2 separate regions of the Homo sapiens genome follow, and region 2 is linked to region 1. The links are chromatin loops, found by intact Hi-C in ENCODE. Cell type or tissue: breast epithelium. All regions are shown on one strand. Each heading gives the region's core, and the rest is flanking DNA. Links, peaks and the distances in the headings are about the cores only.

Evidence for each region. Peaks named below come from ENCODE experiments on the same cell type or tissue, not always from the same donor. Only the 100,000 strongest peaks of a DNase experiment are listed, where the experiment ranks them.
Region 2: it touches region 1 in a loop (22-fold over the local background); 8 of 110 quality-filtered maps call a loop at or near these places.

Annotation. Positions count from the first base shown.
Region 1 is chrX:123,448,779-123,456,778 of GRCh38, forward strand. All of the region lies in intron 12 of GRIA3 (glutamate ionotropic receptor AMPA type subunit 3), which reads left to right. Among named protein-coding and RNA genes, the nearest start is that of GRIA3, 270 kb to the left of the region's middle. In breast epithelium, for the core only: no CTCF peak of the experiment used is centred there; no DNase peak of the experiment used is centred there.
Region 2 is chrX:123,760,214-123,769,493 of GRCh38, forward strand. It overlaps the pseudogene MEMO1P4. Among named protein-coding and RNA genes, the nearest start is that of THOC2, 32 kb to the left of the region's middle. In breast epithelium, for the core only: no CTCF peak of the experiment used is centred there; a DNase peak (open chromatin) is centred at 4,928; H3K4me3 peaks cover 968 bases; H3K27ac peaks cover 422 bases.

The DNA of each region.
Region 1 (8,000 bases), core at 1-8,000:
CTTCTTGAGCATAAGGAACATGTTTTCCACATCTCCATTCCTTACAGCAGGTACCACAATTCCTGATACAACTATGGAATTGGGGAGAAACTAAGTGCTTACTATGTTGTCGTGAGCTATGTCAAATTCATTATAAGCAATCTCTCATTTCATTACCTCAAGAACACTATAAGGTGGGTCCTATTACCATCCCCATTTTTCAGAGGAGGAAACTGAGTCTCAGTGAGGTTGAATTATTTGCCCAAAGTCACACAGTTAATAAGTACCTAAACCAGGTCTTTATAACTTCAGGATCTATACTCTTAACAACTGCTGTGTACACCAAAAGAAAACTGCACATAACTACAAATTTCAACATGGGACAGACAGGCCCCTTCCAGAGCATTGGTGACTAGGTGGCTTCTCCACAGCACTCATGCTGGCCAAGGCAGAATAAAGACAATTTGAGATCAGGGCCTGAGCATGAAGATTGGGGACTTAAATAAGTGTGCTGATTTGTGTTTGCATATGGCTATCAGATTAAGTGGCTATCTGACTACTTCTCTAATGAAATAGCAGCAAATTAGTAGTTTTATCTGCCATTTTGCATATGGAGACCATTGCCTTGACCCCAATGGTAAAGATTAGTGGAACCTAATCATTTCATGAAGTCAACCTCACTTGCTGCACTTATCAGAAGCTTCTGTAACTTGAGCTTCCATGGCGTGCAGTTTATGCCAGGACACGCAAATGCCAGAAAATCAATTTTCCTGCAGCTTTCACAGTCAGTGTGTTTGCCAGACAAAACTGCAGCCAGCCACCTTTTTTAAATCAGCATAGCACCTTTAGAAATAATACTTACCAGAACGCTCCTAACACAGCAAGGAGGAAAAGACTTAAATCTAAACCCAACTGTTCAAAATCGAGAGCCACAGGAGAAGGTGAAATATGAATATATTGAAAGTGAACATTTTAGTGGCCCCATTTGGCACTGTAAAGTATTCTCTGCCAAGCATCTGTTGAGTTAACTTTAATTCTAATCTGTGCCACAGTAGGACTGAAAACACTTAATATGATACCATACTTCCTGTCACCCACATGTGCCCAGGCCCTCACGTGCCCCTGACATATCGGGGTGGCACTCCACATTGCCTGCCTGCCCCAAGACCTATCTTGATTCTTCTTCCTCTGGTATTCTTCTGGCACACATTCTCAAATAAACCAAACCACACAAAGGCAGTGGATGTGGGGTCATGTTACCTTCCCATTTGCCATGAGTGCATAATCTACTTTATTGAAGACTTACTACTTGCCAAGAACTGTTATGGGTGCTTTACATGAATTATCTCATTTAGTAGTCTATCTCCATTTCAGAGATAATTATTAGAGTCTTAGAGAAATTTAAGTAACTTGACCAAGTCAAACAGAAGGCATGATCTCTAATGGTAGCATTTAGGGCCTGTGACAAGCTAGTGAGTTATCATATTGGTGCCTTTTACCTCGGAGCATCTTGCACAGGTTTCAAAGCTGAACCAAGAAAGAAGATCAAGGTTATATAAAATCATGTCAAAACAACAGGTCAAAGAAGTAAACTTCACTCAATTCACTAGTTTTGGTCAATGTAGCTACTAACGATCTTTCCACTGGGAGGCAGTGCAGAGTAGTAGAAAAAAACAACACAGGTTTTTGAAAGCCAGCACACCTGGATTTGAATACTAATTCTGTCCCCCTGCATCTATGCAAACTTGGAATTATAACTTTACCTCTCTAAACTCTGGAAGAGAGAAGAAGGAGAATATAGACTTTGGTGTCAAATGAGCTGGGTTTAAATCTCAGCTACGCATTTATTCATTCAGTTAATATTTATTAAGTACATGCTATATGACAGCCATTGTTGTAAGGGCTCAAAACCAAAGTCCTTGTAATCACTGTAGTGGGTGAGACAAAATTAAACAAATTCTGTAAATAACATATATGTTTCTGTTGGTGTTAAGTGCAATGAAGACAAAAAGCTGGTGAAGAGACAAAATGTTGGTGTGGAGGTGCTATTTCATCTTGGCTGATTGTGGAAGGCCTTTCTGACATTTGATCAGACACCCTGAATGAAAGGAAGGAGCAGGCCATGAAAGTATGAGGTGGAGTTGCGTGGAGAGAAAAGCATTCCAGATGGAATAGCGTTAGCAAAGGCCCTGACATGGGAATACACTTGGTAGGTTTGAGGAAGAAGGTCCATGTGCTAGAGTGAAGTAAGTGAGGGAAAGAGTGGTAAGAGATGAGAGCAGTGAAGAAGACAAACCGTGGTAAAAATTCTGGATTATATTCTGTTTGACAGAAAGTCACTTAGCCGACTTTGAGCAGAGGAATGACATGATCTAATCTATGTGTAAAAGGATCAATCAGACTGCTATGTCAGGGCAAAAGTTGAGAAGCAGGGAGACAGACCACTTAAGAAGTGATTGTAGGCCGGGCATGGTGGCTTATGCCAATAATTCCAGCACTTTGGGAGGCCAAGGCATGAGGAACACTTGAGCCCAGAAGTTCAAGACCAGCCTCAGCAAAATAGTGAGATCTCCATCTCTACAAAGAAATTTTTAAAAAATTAGCTGGATGAGGTGGCACATGCTTGTAGTACCAGTTACTCAAGAGGCTGAGGTGGGAGGATCCCTGAGCCTAGGAATTCGAAGCTGCAGTAAGCTAGGATCACACAAGTGCACGCCAGCCTGGACAACAGAGAGAGACTCTGTCTCTAAAAAAAAAAAAAAAAAAAAAAAAAAAAAAAAAAATTAATTCAATTTAAAAAAGAAGCAATTGCAATATTTCAGGTGAACAATGATTAGCTTGAATTAGGAGGAGGGTAGGGAGAAGTGGTTGCATTTTGAATATAGATTGAGCTGACAAGGTGTGGAATGTGAGGCCAAAGAGAGGAGTCAAGGATGACTAAAAGGATTTTGACCTGAGCAACTGGACAAATTGGAAGGTGCTGCCATTTTCTCTGATGGAGAACCCTAGAGGAGTAGCAAGCAGGGGTGGGGGAGAATCAAGAGATCCATTTTGGCCATGCTAAGTTGGAGATACCTATGAGATATCTAAGTGGAGATATCAGTTAGGTAGATGGATAAATGAATCTAAACTTTAGTGAGGTCAGAGCTAAAAATTTAACCAGCTGTATCACCTTGGAGAAGTAAAATAACTTCTATAAGTATTAGTTAACTTCTCAGTAAAATGGAGATAATATTGGTTTCACAAGGTTGTTTTAAGAATTAGCAATCATGTATATAATGCACGAAGCACCATTCCTGTTGCATGTAAGTGCTTAATAAATGGTAGCCCTCTCATTGTCAGTATTTATGCACTAATTGGTAGCTAGTTGTTGCAGCTGTAGGACCATTGTTGATTATTCTAAACACATCGTTGAATATTAGAATCACTTAGGAAGCATTATTTACAATGTTGGCCCCGCCTCAGGCCAATTAAACCAGAATCACAGAAGCAGTCATCAGTAGCTTCCCAGGTACATAGTATTTCCTGCTGACAAGCTGGCTTTAACAGAACTTCTCTTCAGATTAGTTCCAGCTCACCTTTTAGGAAACTAACACTCCCCCCCCAAAAAAAAAAAACTCTAAATGGAAAATTTGGGCTCTTTTGGATAACCCCAAGCAAATTGCTTCTTCTTTTCTTCATTGCTTTTTTCTCCCCTTAGTAAGAAAATAATTCTCCAGGGACCTGGAAGTAACAGCCACAGTGGAAACAAAACATTGCAATTTCAGGATAGATTTTTCTTCTTAATAGAAGAACATTTTCCCGCTCATTTCCTAGGACCTGTATTGTCAGGTTTGGCCTCCACACTACAATTAATTGATTCAAGAATAACAATAGTATTGAACTTCTCTTTTGAATATCTTAGTAATAGAAAATAAAAATACATTTAATCCAATTGGTCAATGGTAATTGGCTTTGGATTGCTGGAGATGCCGTTTCATTGAAAAATAGAACTCTAGAAGGCTGAGGGAAGTGACCTTGGAGTGTTCAATAGTGATAGCAGTCCTAGAAGCAATCCTTGATTGAGAGTCAGGGAATTTGAGGCTTTGCTCTAGTTAGTAGTGAAAGGGTGTGGCAGACACACTTTCTTTGTGACCCATTCTCTGTCTTGAAAATAGGTTCTGCAACTTTTACACTGTTGGTGGGACTGTAACTAGTTCAACCATTGTGGAAGAAGTCAGTGTGGCGATTCCTCAAGGATCTAGAACTAGAAATACCATTTGAGCCAGCCATCCCATTACTGGGTATATACCCAAAGGATTATAAATCATGCTGCTATAAAGACACATGCACATGTATGTTTATTGCGACACTATTCACAATAGCAAAGACTTGGAACCAACCCAAATGTCCATCAATGATAGACTGGATTAAGAAAATGTGGCACATATACACCATGGAATACTACGCAGCCATAAAAAAGGATGAGTTCATGTCCTTTGTAGGGACATGGTTGAAGCTGGAAACCATCATTCTGAGCAAACTATCAAAAGGACAGAAAACCAAACACCACATGTTCTCACTCATAGATGGGAATTGAACAAAGAGAACACTTGGACACAGGAAGGGGAACATCACACACCGGGGCCTGTCGTGGGGTGGGGGGAGAGGGGAGGGATAGCATTAGGAGATATACCTAATGTAAATGATGAGTTAATGGGTGCAGCACACCAACATGGCACATGTATACATATGTAACAAACCTGCACGTTGTGCACATGTACCCTAGAACTGAAAGTATAATAAAAAATAAAAAATAATAAAAAAAGAAAATAGGTTCTGCAATCTAAAGGTGAAGGTACATAGCAAAGTCAGGTTTTCAACACACACACACACACACACACACACACACAAACTTCTCCTCCATACCCAATTAATGTGTCCACCATTAGGCTATCATTCCTTTAGCTGTGGTTTGATCCTATGAGGAGATCACACTTTTGTATATTGTTCATCATTTCTACCTCAGTGTGAATGTTTCCAATTCTTTTCTGAGCACAGGATGGGGTGGGGAGGGCATCTTTTACCTGATAAGGCAAATGAAAGAGAGGTGGTACTACCCACGCAGGGGAGTGGAAAATGAGGAGCATCTGTGAAAATAAAAGTTGACTCACAGTCTTGGCTTATAACAGCCATATAAGTTCAATACATAACGTTATACTCCTTATATATTTTCATTCTCAAAATAAGGAGAAAAAAATAATTTGTCAACTTCTGGTTTAAAAGGTAGGGTTTTCATGTGGACTAAGGGTAAGACACTTTAGTCTCCAATCCTACATTTCAGGGAGGGAATAATAGAAATATCATGCCCCTTGAAATGATGCTAAAGTATAAGCATCATTTCAATCAGAAAGCAGAATTTCTGTGAAGTCATCCCAACCCTACCACATGGCTTAACCTATCTAGGAATAGTGTACTGTTTGAGAGCAGACTCTGGAGCCTGAATGAGTTCCCAGATCCACCACATACCAGCTGTGTGGCATTAAGCAAACTACTTAACTCCTCTGTGCCTCTGTTTCTGCATGTTTAAATGGGGTAATATATAATAGTATAATCTATTTCATAGAGTTGTTGTGAGAATTACATGAGTTAACACATGTAAAACCCTTGAAATGGACCTGGAACAAAAAGTATGTATTCAATTAAATGTTAGTTATGATGGGTTTTCTTACTTAAAGATGGCTTAATCAAAGTCCATATAGCAGAGTTTCTCAACCTTAGCACCGTTGACATTTGGGGCCGGATAATTACTGGTGGTGGGGGCTGTCCTGTGCATTGTAAGACATTTAACAGCTCCGCTGGCTTCTACCCACTAGATACCAGTAGCACTCCTCTCCCCAAGTTGTGACAATGAAAAGTTGTTGCCAAACGTCTCCTGAGAGGCAAAGTTGTTGCTTACTGAGAGACACAGGGGTAGAGGGTACTGTTTCCCTTCCTCCATTCTCCCAGAATAGAGCAATGGTACCTTAGAAACATTTTCTGAAAGAATGTGTTGACTCTAGCTTTCAAAGTCACATGGCCACTGGCACTATTTTCAACCCATTGGAATATGCTTAGTCTGACTCAGCAAGAGAAGCAGAAGATTAATCAGAACAGTAATCTGACTTTGCATACCAGAGAGGGACACTAGAAAGGTCTCAGGAAACTTAGCTGATTGTCACCTGCACCTTTGGAAAGGAGACATCAGAAATAGCCCTTCTTGAAGTGGAAGGAAACATGTCCCTGGACTTGTGAACACAGTTTGAAACTGTTAAGCAAAGTCATTTACATTTGAGGGCAAAACTTAATGTCTAGGCGAAAGGTGACCTCCAACTCCAATGAAGTTATCTAAAAGCCCAGCCCTCAAAATAACTCAGTCAGGCTCATAACACACAAGTAGAAAAACTAAGAATAGAAACCAGAATTTCTTTCCCTTCCTTTCCCCTGTGTTCACCAATACACAGTCTCATGACAGCTGCTGATTGTCTGAAGCAAAAGGACACAGACAAGCAGTACTTCTCTGAATGTTAAAAATGTGCAAACCTAAGTGAAGGAAGAAAGTGAAATTGGGGTTTTGGCCATGCTTAGAAATGATATCATTTGTTGTGTGCCTTGCTCCAAATCAAAATGGAAACTATTTCCTTTACTTTAGGGGGAAAACTGTAAAAATCAATGATTCCTTTTTCCAAATGCACCTTATTAGAGCTATTGACTTCTTCAAAACATAAGTGGAAGAAAAAAATGTGTCCGATGCATTTGGCAACCCAGATGTATTTTTCTTCTTTTGCCTCAAATTGCTCTGATCACTTTACATGGTGAAGTATGGACACTAAGGGCCTATAGCAGGGTTACAATGAGTGACAAGAATGTTCACTAATTCCAGTGCCTTAGTGAGAGGGGATTTGGAGTTAATTTACAATTTACCCCAACTTCAAAAAAAGCTTGGACAAGAAGCAAAAAATGTTTTTGGAGGTGAGTTGCCCTCTTTCATCAAAAAGGATATTGTCAGTGCTAAAGCAAGCAAAAGAGGCTGGGGTTATCACGGGGAAAGATCTATCTGAAACCTTTCTAGTTGACTTGGATAGTGTCCCAGCCTTGTTCCTCATTAGCTGTGTGACCTAAGATAAGTAGTTGAGTCAATGGCAAATCTTTGAATTTCTGTATTGGAGACTCTTCAAGGTGGAGTTCTGGTTAGGCCTTATTTGGAAACTGCTTAGCAAGCACACAGCTTTTTTCAGGCTTGATTTATACTGAGGGGGTAGATTCATGGAAATGAGTGAGTAGGCTAAAGCCCACTATGGCACCTCTTGGCATTGCCACTGCACTTACCCTCCCTTACCCTCAGTTCCATCTTTTATAAAATGGGAATTCATTCTTTCATTCAATATATATTTATGGGGCACTACTGGGCACACACACTGTTCTCAGTGCTGGGGAGTAAGCAGTGAAAAAACAATAGCTACTGCACCCACCTCACAGGGCTGCTGTGGGGTTTAAATGAGATGGTGTGTGTTAAATCACCCTGGCACCCAGAAAGCTTTATGGAAATATAAAGTTTAAAGATATTCAGCTATCTCCTGCTTCTAGTCATGACAAATCTAAGGCCTCTCTGAATAAGGGAGTATTTGAAAAGTTGTATGGCAGGTAATTCTCACCACAAAAATCTCCTCTTCATGAGTCTAAACCAAGTGCTTGAGATTTCCACAGTTGGAGTCTTAACTTAAAGAACTTAATTTCTGTAGACCTGAGACTTGTGACTACATTAAAGAACTTCAGAATGGGCCCACCCCAGCCACACCTTACCCCTCCCTTATAGTCCTACCCCACCCACCCTAGTAGGACATGCAAGCACATTGTCCTCTTCCAATCCCATCAAACATTAGAAGAGGCAAAGAAGAAAGGAGGAAAAGAGGGGGAGGTCAGGAGCTCTCCAGAGCTGTGGCATCATTGGCCTTCTTTCCTTCTAGCACCTTGCCTTGTAAGGATCACCTATGCATATCCTA
Region 2 (9,280 bases), core at 673-8,672, 310 kb after region 1:
AATACAGCATCATAGACATAAATGTATACAAATAAAAAAATAAAAGAAACAAGAAGCAAGCTCTGTACATCTCAGAGTCACATTGCTAAGACAAATAAAGCAATATGCAGAAAAATCTGTATATCACACTATCACCTGTGTAAAAAAATGTGATGCAGGCTGGGCACAGTGGGGGGACGCTGGCTCACACCTATAATCCCAGCATTATGGGAGGCTGGATCACTTGAGGCAGAGGTTGCAGTGAGTCAAGATTGTGCCACTGCACTCCAGCCTGGGTGACAGTGTGAGACTCTGTCTCAAAAAAATAATAATAATGATGATGCAAATATCTCTGAAAGTTTATGGGAGAAACTGGTGACCTAGGCTGCCTATGTGGAATGGACTGAGTGGCTGGGGGAGGCCTGGAAAAGAGCTTTATCACAGCATACCTCTTGGGACCTTTTGAATTTGAACGATATGAATATTTTACTCATTCAAAATAATAAATACAATTTTAATTTCTATAATAATTATAATATAAAGTTGTTTTATCCAGTTCAATGGGATGTTTACAAATATTCCTATTTGAATTTTATTGTATTTGTTATTTGAGGGAGGATTAGTGTTTTTATATCTTTCAATTTGCTCAGATCTTGTTTTAGGTTTTTCAAAAAGAAGTTATAATGTTCTTCATATAAATCCTGTATATCTCCTGTTCCATTCATTCCTAGATTATTTTAAATTTTTTTTGGTATTGTGAATGGAATATTTTCCCATTGCTATTCCTAGCTGGTTATTCGTAACATTAGAAAATTCTACTTGTTTTTTGCTTGTCATGTAGCTAACCACCTTACCAAAAACTTTTATTAATTCTAGTAGTTTTTTCAAAATGTCAGTGGTGTGAGGAAAACAATTCTGGAAATTTTTGTAAAACCAGAGTCTATTGGGTTTTCTATGAATATAATAAAAATTTGATAATTTCTGGGTCTTTTTTCTGATAATTATTCCTATTATATTGGTTTTAGTAAAAGCCAAATGAGAGCCAGAGGGAGAGAGAGAAAAAAAATATGATAGAAGTTTATTTATTTATTTATTTATTTATTTATTTATTTAAAATAGAGATGGGGTCTCACCATGTTGCCCAGGCTGGTCTTGAATTCCTGGGCTCAAGCAATCTGCCCACCTCAGTCTCACAAAGTGCTGGACTTACAGGCATGAGCCACCACACCTGTCCAGCTTATTTATTTATTACATATCCATATGACCAATTCAGGCTGGTGGGACATCCTTGCTCCACAAGGTTATTCAGTGATCCATTACTATCCAGCCATCTACTGGGGTATTGTGCTCATCTGAATGGTTGAAGCTAAATTACAGTTGTACCTATATTATAGCCTGTGGGGAGCAGGGTGGGAGAAAAGTCTAGGACAAGCAATTTCCTTTTAAGCACTTGAGGGGTACATTGAAACCTATCTCTTCTGTGCATATTCTACTGGTGCAAACATGGTGATGTGGCTGCAGGTATCTTTAAGAAAAACTGGAAAATGTAGTCTGTCTCAGTCATGTGCTTTAAAGCCGAACTTCTGAGGAGGAAGGGGAGAATAGATTTTGGAGGACAACTAACAGTCTTCTACACATACCACTTCATTTTCTTGTCTTATTGGATTGTTTAGAACATACAAAACAATGTTGAATAACAGTGGTGATAGCATCCTTCTCTCGTTCCTGATTTTAGTGAAAATGACTTCACATTTTCATTTAATATGTTTGCTGTTGAGTTTCGGAAGTCTTTATCATGTTTAAATAGTTTCTTTCTTTTTTTTTTTTTGAGATAGAGTCTCACTCTGCCGCCCAGGCTGGAGTGCAATGGCATGATCTCGGCTCATTGCAACCTCTGTCTCATGAGTTCAAGCAATTCTTGTGCCTCAGCCTCCCGAGTAGCTGGGGCTACAGGTGCATGCCACCATGCCCAGCTAATTTTTGTATTTTCAGTAGAGACAAAGTGGTTGGCCAGGCTGGTCTCAAACTCCTCACCTCAAGTGATCTGCCTACCTTGGCCTCCCAAAGTGCTGGGATTACAGGCGTGAGCCACCGTGTCTGGCCTATAGTTTCTTTTTAATTTCTATTTTACTTTGAAGTTTTATTAGAAATGGCTGTTGAATTTTTGATGCTTTTTCAGTTTCTATTGACATAATAACATGAGTTTTCTCCTTTAATTGCTTCAGGTCATGAATTATGTTAATAGACTTTTTGGAGTCTCACTATGTTGCCCAGGCTGGAGTGCAGTGGCCATTCACAGGTACATTGATAGTACACACTACAGCCTTGAACTCCTGGCCTCCAGCGATCTTCCCACCTCAGCTTCCTGAGTAGCTGAGACTACAGGCACATATCACCATGCCCAGCAATGTTAATAGATTTCTTAATGTTGAATCATTTTTGCTTTTCTTTATTTTTATAATTATAATTTTGTACAGGCAGGATCTTACTACATTGCCCAGGCTGGTCTCAAACTCCTGGCCTGAAATAATCCTCCCACCTTGGCCTCCCAAAATGCTGGGATTACAGGTGTGAGCCACTGTGCTCAGCAATTTTTTTTTTTTTTTTTTCTTTTCTTAAATAGACCCTACTTAGTCATGGTATATTATTCTTTGCTACACTGCTAAATTCAGTTTATTAATATTTTATTTCGAATTTCTACATGTATCTTTTGTGCAAATATTATCATATTTTAATATATTCCCACATGTAAGGCTATGCTAGCTTTACAAAATAAATTTCGGATCTTTTCATCTTTTTCTGTGGTCTGAGGACTGGTGCCTGTCCCTAACGTGTTACCATCTATGATGAGATAAATACAGAAATTGAGAGGGTTTAGAAATTGTTATAGCAATTTAACATCATTATGACATCCAAGCAGTGATCATCGGACTCATCAATGAGTAATGTATTCAGGTTTTGTAATTATCTTATTTGTCCCTATGTTATTTTTTATTTTTATTTTTATTTTTGTATTTTTTAGTAGAGACGGGGTTTCACCGTGTTAGCCAGGATGCCAGGATGGTCTCAATCAATTTTTTTTTTTTTTTTTGAGACGAAGTCTTGCTCTGTTGCCCAGGCTGGAGTGCAGTGGTGGCACGATCTTGGCTTACTGAAACCTCCACCTCCCAGGTTCAAGTGATTCTTCTGCCTCAGCCTCCTGAGTAACTGGGATTACAGGAACGTGCCACCACACCTGGCTAATTTTTGTAATTTTAGTAGAGATGGGGTTTCACCATGTTTGCCAGGCTGCACTCGAACTCCGGACCTCAGGTGATCCACGTGCCTCTGCCTCCCAAAGTGCTGGGATTACAGACATGAGCCACCGTGTTCAATTTATTTTGATTTTTTTTAAGTGTTTTTTTTTTTTTTTTTTTGAGATGGAGTCTTGCTCTGTCGCCCAGGCTGGAGTGCAGTGGCTCAATCTCAGCTCACTGCAACCTCCGTCTCCCGGGTTCAGGTGATTCTCCTCCCTCAGCCTCCTGAGTAGCTGGGACTACAGGCTCGGGCCACCATGCCCAGCTATTTTTTGTATTTTTAGTAGAGACAGGGTTTCACCATGTTGGCCAGGATGGTCTCAATCTCCTGACCTCGTGATCCGCCCACCTAGGCCTCCCAAAGTGCTGGGATTTACAGGCATGAGCCACAGCGCCCGGACTATTTTGATTATTTTTTAAGAAAATTTAATTTTATTTCTGATTATTCTAAAAATTTGAAAATTGGCCTTGCACTTTATGTCTGCGTATTATTTAATTTTTCTAGTCTTTTAAATTAAAATTGGCAAAAGTAGTCCAGGCACGGTTCCTCATGCCTGTAATCTCAGCAGTTTGGGAGGCCAAGGTGGACAGAGGCCAGGAGTTAGAGACCAGCCTGGCAAACATGGCGAAACCCTGTCTCTACTAAAAATACAGAAATTAGCCGGGTGTGGTGGCGCACCTGTAGTCCCAGCTTCTCAGGGGGCTGAGGCATGAGAATCGCTTGAACCCAGGAAGCAAAGGTTGCCGTGAGCTATGATCGTGCCACCACACTCCAGCCTGGGTGACAGAGCGAGACTCCGTCTCAAAAAAAAAAGGAAAAGAAAGAAATGGCAGAAGTATATGTCCACAATAATTCTAAGTTTTAAAAAACTTGTTCTTCACTGCAGATATTTTGAAAAACACTATCTAGAATGGACTAGATAACATTGAAGTTATTTGTTCTTTAAAGGTTAGCTAAAATTGGCCAGGAGCAGCGGCTCACACCTGTAATCCCAGCACTTTGAGAGGCCGAGGTGGGAGGGTCACTTGAGCTCAGAAGTTCAAGACCAGCCTGAGGAACATAGTCTCTATTTTTTTTTTTTCTAATCAAAGCATTAAAAAAAAAAAAAAAAAAGGTTAGCTAAAACTTAGCTAAAACCCAACTAGACCTGGTGACTCTCCATTCTCTTCTGTGGTTATTGCTCTTTTCAGGTTCTCTACTTCTTGGGTCAATTTTGGTAGTTTATAGTTTGCTAGGAAACCAGTCATTTCTTCTACATATTCACATTTGTTACCCACAATAGTTTCTTAAAATTTTTATCATATGGCTGTGTTTTTATCGACTTGCTCATTACTAATATTTTTCCCTCCTTTCCCCTTCTTTCCTTCTTTTTTGTTTTTTTCTTCCTACCTTAGGCTAGCTGACAGTTTGTCTATTTTATTAGTCGTTTCAAAAAAAAAAAAAAGCCAAAAAACACCTGCTTTAGGGGCTGGGTGGGAGGGTCCAGTCCAGGGTAGAAAACTGGGTTAGTTGAGAGTCGGCAGATGAAGCCAGTGTGAGCCGAAGGAAAGGAGCGGCGGAGGCGGCTCAGCGGACTCAGCCCTGCCAAGGAGAATTCCTAGGGCGGGACCTAGAGTTTTCCGGGCCCCATCTTCCGACGTCGCCGCCCCGGATGTCATCTTATCCTCCTTTGTCTCCGCCTCCCCCCTCTCCTCCTCCCGCGCTGGGCTCGCGGTGCCTGGTTCCTCTTGGAGCCGCTTCTTCCGCCGCCGCCGCCGCCGCCGCCGCCGCCGCCGCCACTCGGTTCATCCTCCTGCACCAGATGGCCAATCGAGTGATCAGGCTGTACACAGTGGTAGTCAGTCTCAGGACCTCAACTGAAAGCACAGCTAGAAGGGCGACTTTCACAGGGTCGGTTAACAAAAAGATTCTAGAGCCATTATCGCACTCCATGGGTCTTTTTGTTGCTGGTGCTTATGGCCTTCCCATCATGTGTTCCCTGTCGATGTGCACTTTCTGGTATGGATAGACACAGGACACCTCTGTATGACCTCCCTATTGAGCAAAAGATGTATGGAGAATCAAAAATTGAACACAGTATGACATACATTGGCCTTATATTGTTAAAGCCATGGAGAACCATAAGGATGAGCTTACCACCATTTCTGTACTGGTTGGAACTTTCAGTGAGTCAAAAGAAGAGGAATACAGGAAACTCTACAATACGTAGCTAGTGCAGCACTATCCAATAGAAAGATAACATGAGCCAAAAATGTGAGCTATGAGTGTCATTTTGAATGCTCTTGTAGCTACATTAGAAAAAGTTAAACAGGTAAAATAAATCTTAATAGATTTATTATTATTATTAAGTCTCGTTCTGTGGCCCAGGCTGTTGTGCAGTGGCACGGTCTCAGCTCACTGCAACCTCTGCCTCCTGGGTTCAAGCAATTCTCCTGTCTCAGCCTCCTGAGAAGCTGGGACTACAGGTGCATGCCACCACACCTGGCTAATTTTTGTATTTTTAGTAGAGACGGGGTTTCACCATGTTGGTCAGGCTGGTCTCAAACTCCTGACCTCAGGTGATCCACCCACCTCAGCCTCCCAAAGTGTTGGGATTACAGGCGTGAGCCACCGTGCTCGGCCAAATCGTAATAGATTTAATATTATATATCCAAAATAGATCATAATCAATTAATATGAAAAATATGAGATATTTTACTTTTTTTTTTGCATTCTAAGTCTTTGAAATCTTGTCTGTTTACACTTACAACACATTTCCAATCAGATTAGCTTCGCTGCATTCCAGGTGCTCAATAACAACCACCATTTCGGACAGTGCAGTTTCTTCTATTTCTGCCATTGAGGTCAAAAGTTCTGGACAGTTACTCTGCTCAATCTTTAGGAGAGACTTAGAAATATATTGACTATCAAGCCAGGCACGGTGGCTTACGCTGATTTTGATCTTGGGGGACACTCAAACCTCAAACTAATAGAATGTTCTCTTGTTTTCTAGCAGGAGTAGCCCTTTTAAAATATGAATTGATTACAAATTTCTTCCTCGTTTAGGGCAGTGGAAGAAAGGCCAGCATGAAAATATGTTGATTTACAGTTCCCACCATGGCAGGCAGCCCTTTAAATGCTACTTGTTTTTTGCCTAATATATAATTTAATAGATCCTAAATATCCACTCTTTGAAAATTTGTGCACATGTATTCCACTTGAACAATTTTGCAAATTGCACAGAGACACAAAACGGTGGAAGCATTAATAGGTTGAATTTACTTTTTTAAAAGCCAGCTTTTGGGTTTTGGCTCTACGCATTTTTGTTTATTTTTGTGATAGAAACAGAGAGGCATTACTCAGATCCCACTTCATGAAGGCTCTCACTGTCCAGCTTCAAGGAGTTTGGTTAGCTGTTACTGCCATCAGCTGTTAGTAGCTCCAAGGTCAGACCACCTCAGTTTTTGAGCTGAAATCATCCTCAGGATGCCCATGGCTAATGATGGAGCAAAAGGAGGTATTGGGATATAGCCTTTTCTGCTCAATGCAGAACTCATCTGATGGACAATCTTTGCTCCAGAGCTCCCCATTGGACTGACAGAGACTTTCTCAGGTCTACATTGCAGTCGTACAACACCCCCTTCCCTTTTTTTCCGCAGACATTACTCCTCTATAAACCTTTCGTACCCTTAACTCCCTAGTATCTGTTTCCCTGACAACCCAACCTGTGACGAGTTTCTAGTTCACTCATTTGAGCTTTATCTTTCATTAATTCCCTATTTGTATTTTCTTTTGGATAATTTTGTGGCTTTGCAACTGTGTTTATAGTATATTACTCAGTGTACATATTTTCCACTTTTAATAATAAGAGCATTTATAGTGGAGTATTGCAAACTGCTGGATTTGAATGCTTTTAGGACAGTCATGTACTCTCCAATTCTCCATAGGCCCTTCCTCTACCTATTTTTACATCTAACCACTTCCTACATCTACATCACCTACATAGGCCCTGGACACATTTGTGATTCCTAATGTAAAGCTATACATTTTCTTCTAAATAGAGCCTTAGATGATCCCATAGGTTTTGTTATAAAGCATTTACCTTTTTGTTACTTCCTAAAAAATTTATAACTTCTGTCTTGATTTTCTCTTTTATCTAGGAGTTTTTTGGGGATTTGTGGGGTTTTTTTGTTTGCTTGTTTGTTTGAGATGGAGTCTCTCTCTGTAGCCTAGGCTGGAGTGCAGTGGCATGATCTCAGCTCACTGCAACCTCTGCCTCCCGGGTTCAAGTGATTCTCCTGCCTCCCAAGTAGCTGGGATTACAGGCGCATGCCACAACGCCCAGCTAAATTTTGTAATTTTTAGGTAGAGACAGTGTTTCGCCATGTTGGCCAGGCTGGTCTTGAACTCCTGGACTCAAGTGATCCACCTGCCTCAGCCTCCCAAAGCTCTGGGGTTTTGTTGTTGTTGTTGTTGTTTTGTCTTGTTTTTTAGAGACAGGTTCTAGCTCTGTCACCCAGGCTAGAGTACAGTGGCACAATCACGGCTCACTGCAGCTTTGACCTCCCAGGCTCAAGCAACCCTCCCACATCAGCCTCTAAAGTACAGGAATGCACCACCATGCTTGGCTACTTTTTTTTTTTTTGGAGATGGGGTCTCACTATGTTGCCTAGGCTTTGATCTTGAACAAAATTTTTGTAGAGACAGGAGTCACGCTATGTTGCCCAGACTGGTATCAAACTCCTGGTCTCAAGCAATCCTCCCACCTTGGCTTCCCAAAGCACTGAGAGTACAGGCACAAGCCATTGCACCCAGCCGTGATCTAGGGGTATCTAGGAGACTGTTCCTCAGTTTTTAAGTAGTAAAGATATTTTGACCATCTTCAATTATTTATTTTAAATTTTACTGGATTATAATGAGAATGTGTTGCCTCTACAAATCTCTGCTTCTTTAAATTCATGAAGTTTTCCTCTGTGAAGAAGCACACAGTTGATAGACATTAGAACATAATTTACATTAAAAATTTTTTTTCCGAGTTCCCAAGACCTGGAAAACAAAATAGTTTACATTTTAAAATGCGTGTGGAAATATACATATATATGATTATATGTTGAACTTGTTTGTCACATTATTCAGTCATCTATTTTCTAGCTTATTTTTCATCTACTTGATCATTCAAGTTCTGAAGGAGATATATTATAATCTCCCATTATGGTGGTGGTTTTCTATCAAAATCTTCTTGGGTTTCTGAGAGTTTGCTGTAAATATTAAGCTGTGATACTTCAGTACATAAAAGTTTGTGATTCATCACTTCAACAAGGATTGAACCATTTATGCCCCCTTTTCGTCTTAATGCATTTGATCTTGAATTCCACTTTTTTTTTTAATAAAGCTTGATGGCTTAAGCAACACATTTATAACCTCACAGTTTCTGTGAAGCCTAGAGTCCTGACCTAACTGGGTCTTCTGCTTCAGATTCTCTATAAGATTGCAATCAAGGTGTCCATTTAGGGTCTTTCACAGGCTGCAATCAAGGTGTCAGCTGGGGCTGCAGTCTTATCTCAAGGCTCACTGTGACAGGATGCACTTCCAAGATCACTCAAATCATTGCTGGAAGGATTCAGCTCCTTGCTGGCTGTTGGACTAAAGGCCCCAGTTCCTTGCCAGGGGGCCCTCTGCATCAGCGTAATCACTTAGGAAGAGCCAGAGACAGAATATGAGCAAGACACAGAAGCTACAGTCTTTTGTAACCTAACTATGAAAGTGACATCTCATCATTTTTGCCATGGCTCATTTGTTACAAGCAAGTCGCTGGGTCCAACACAAGAGGAGGGATTTACAAGAGGGTGAATATTGAAGAGGTGAGGATCATTGGGAGCCATTTTAGAAGCAGCCTACTACAGCTTGGTGCAGGATTTTTTTTTTTTTTTTTTGAGATGGAGTTTCACTCTTGTCACCCAGGCTGGAGTTCAATGGCACAATCTCAGCTCACTGCAACCTCTGCTTCCCGGGTTCAAGCGATTCT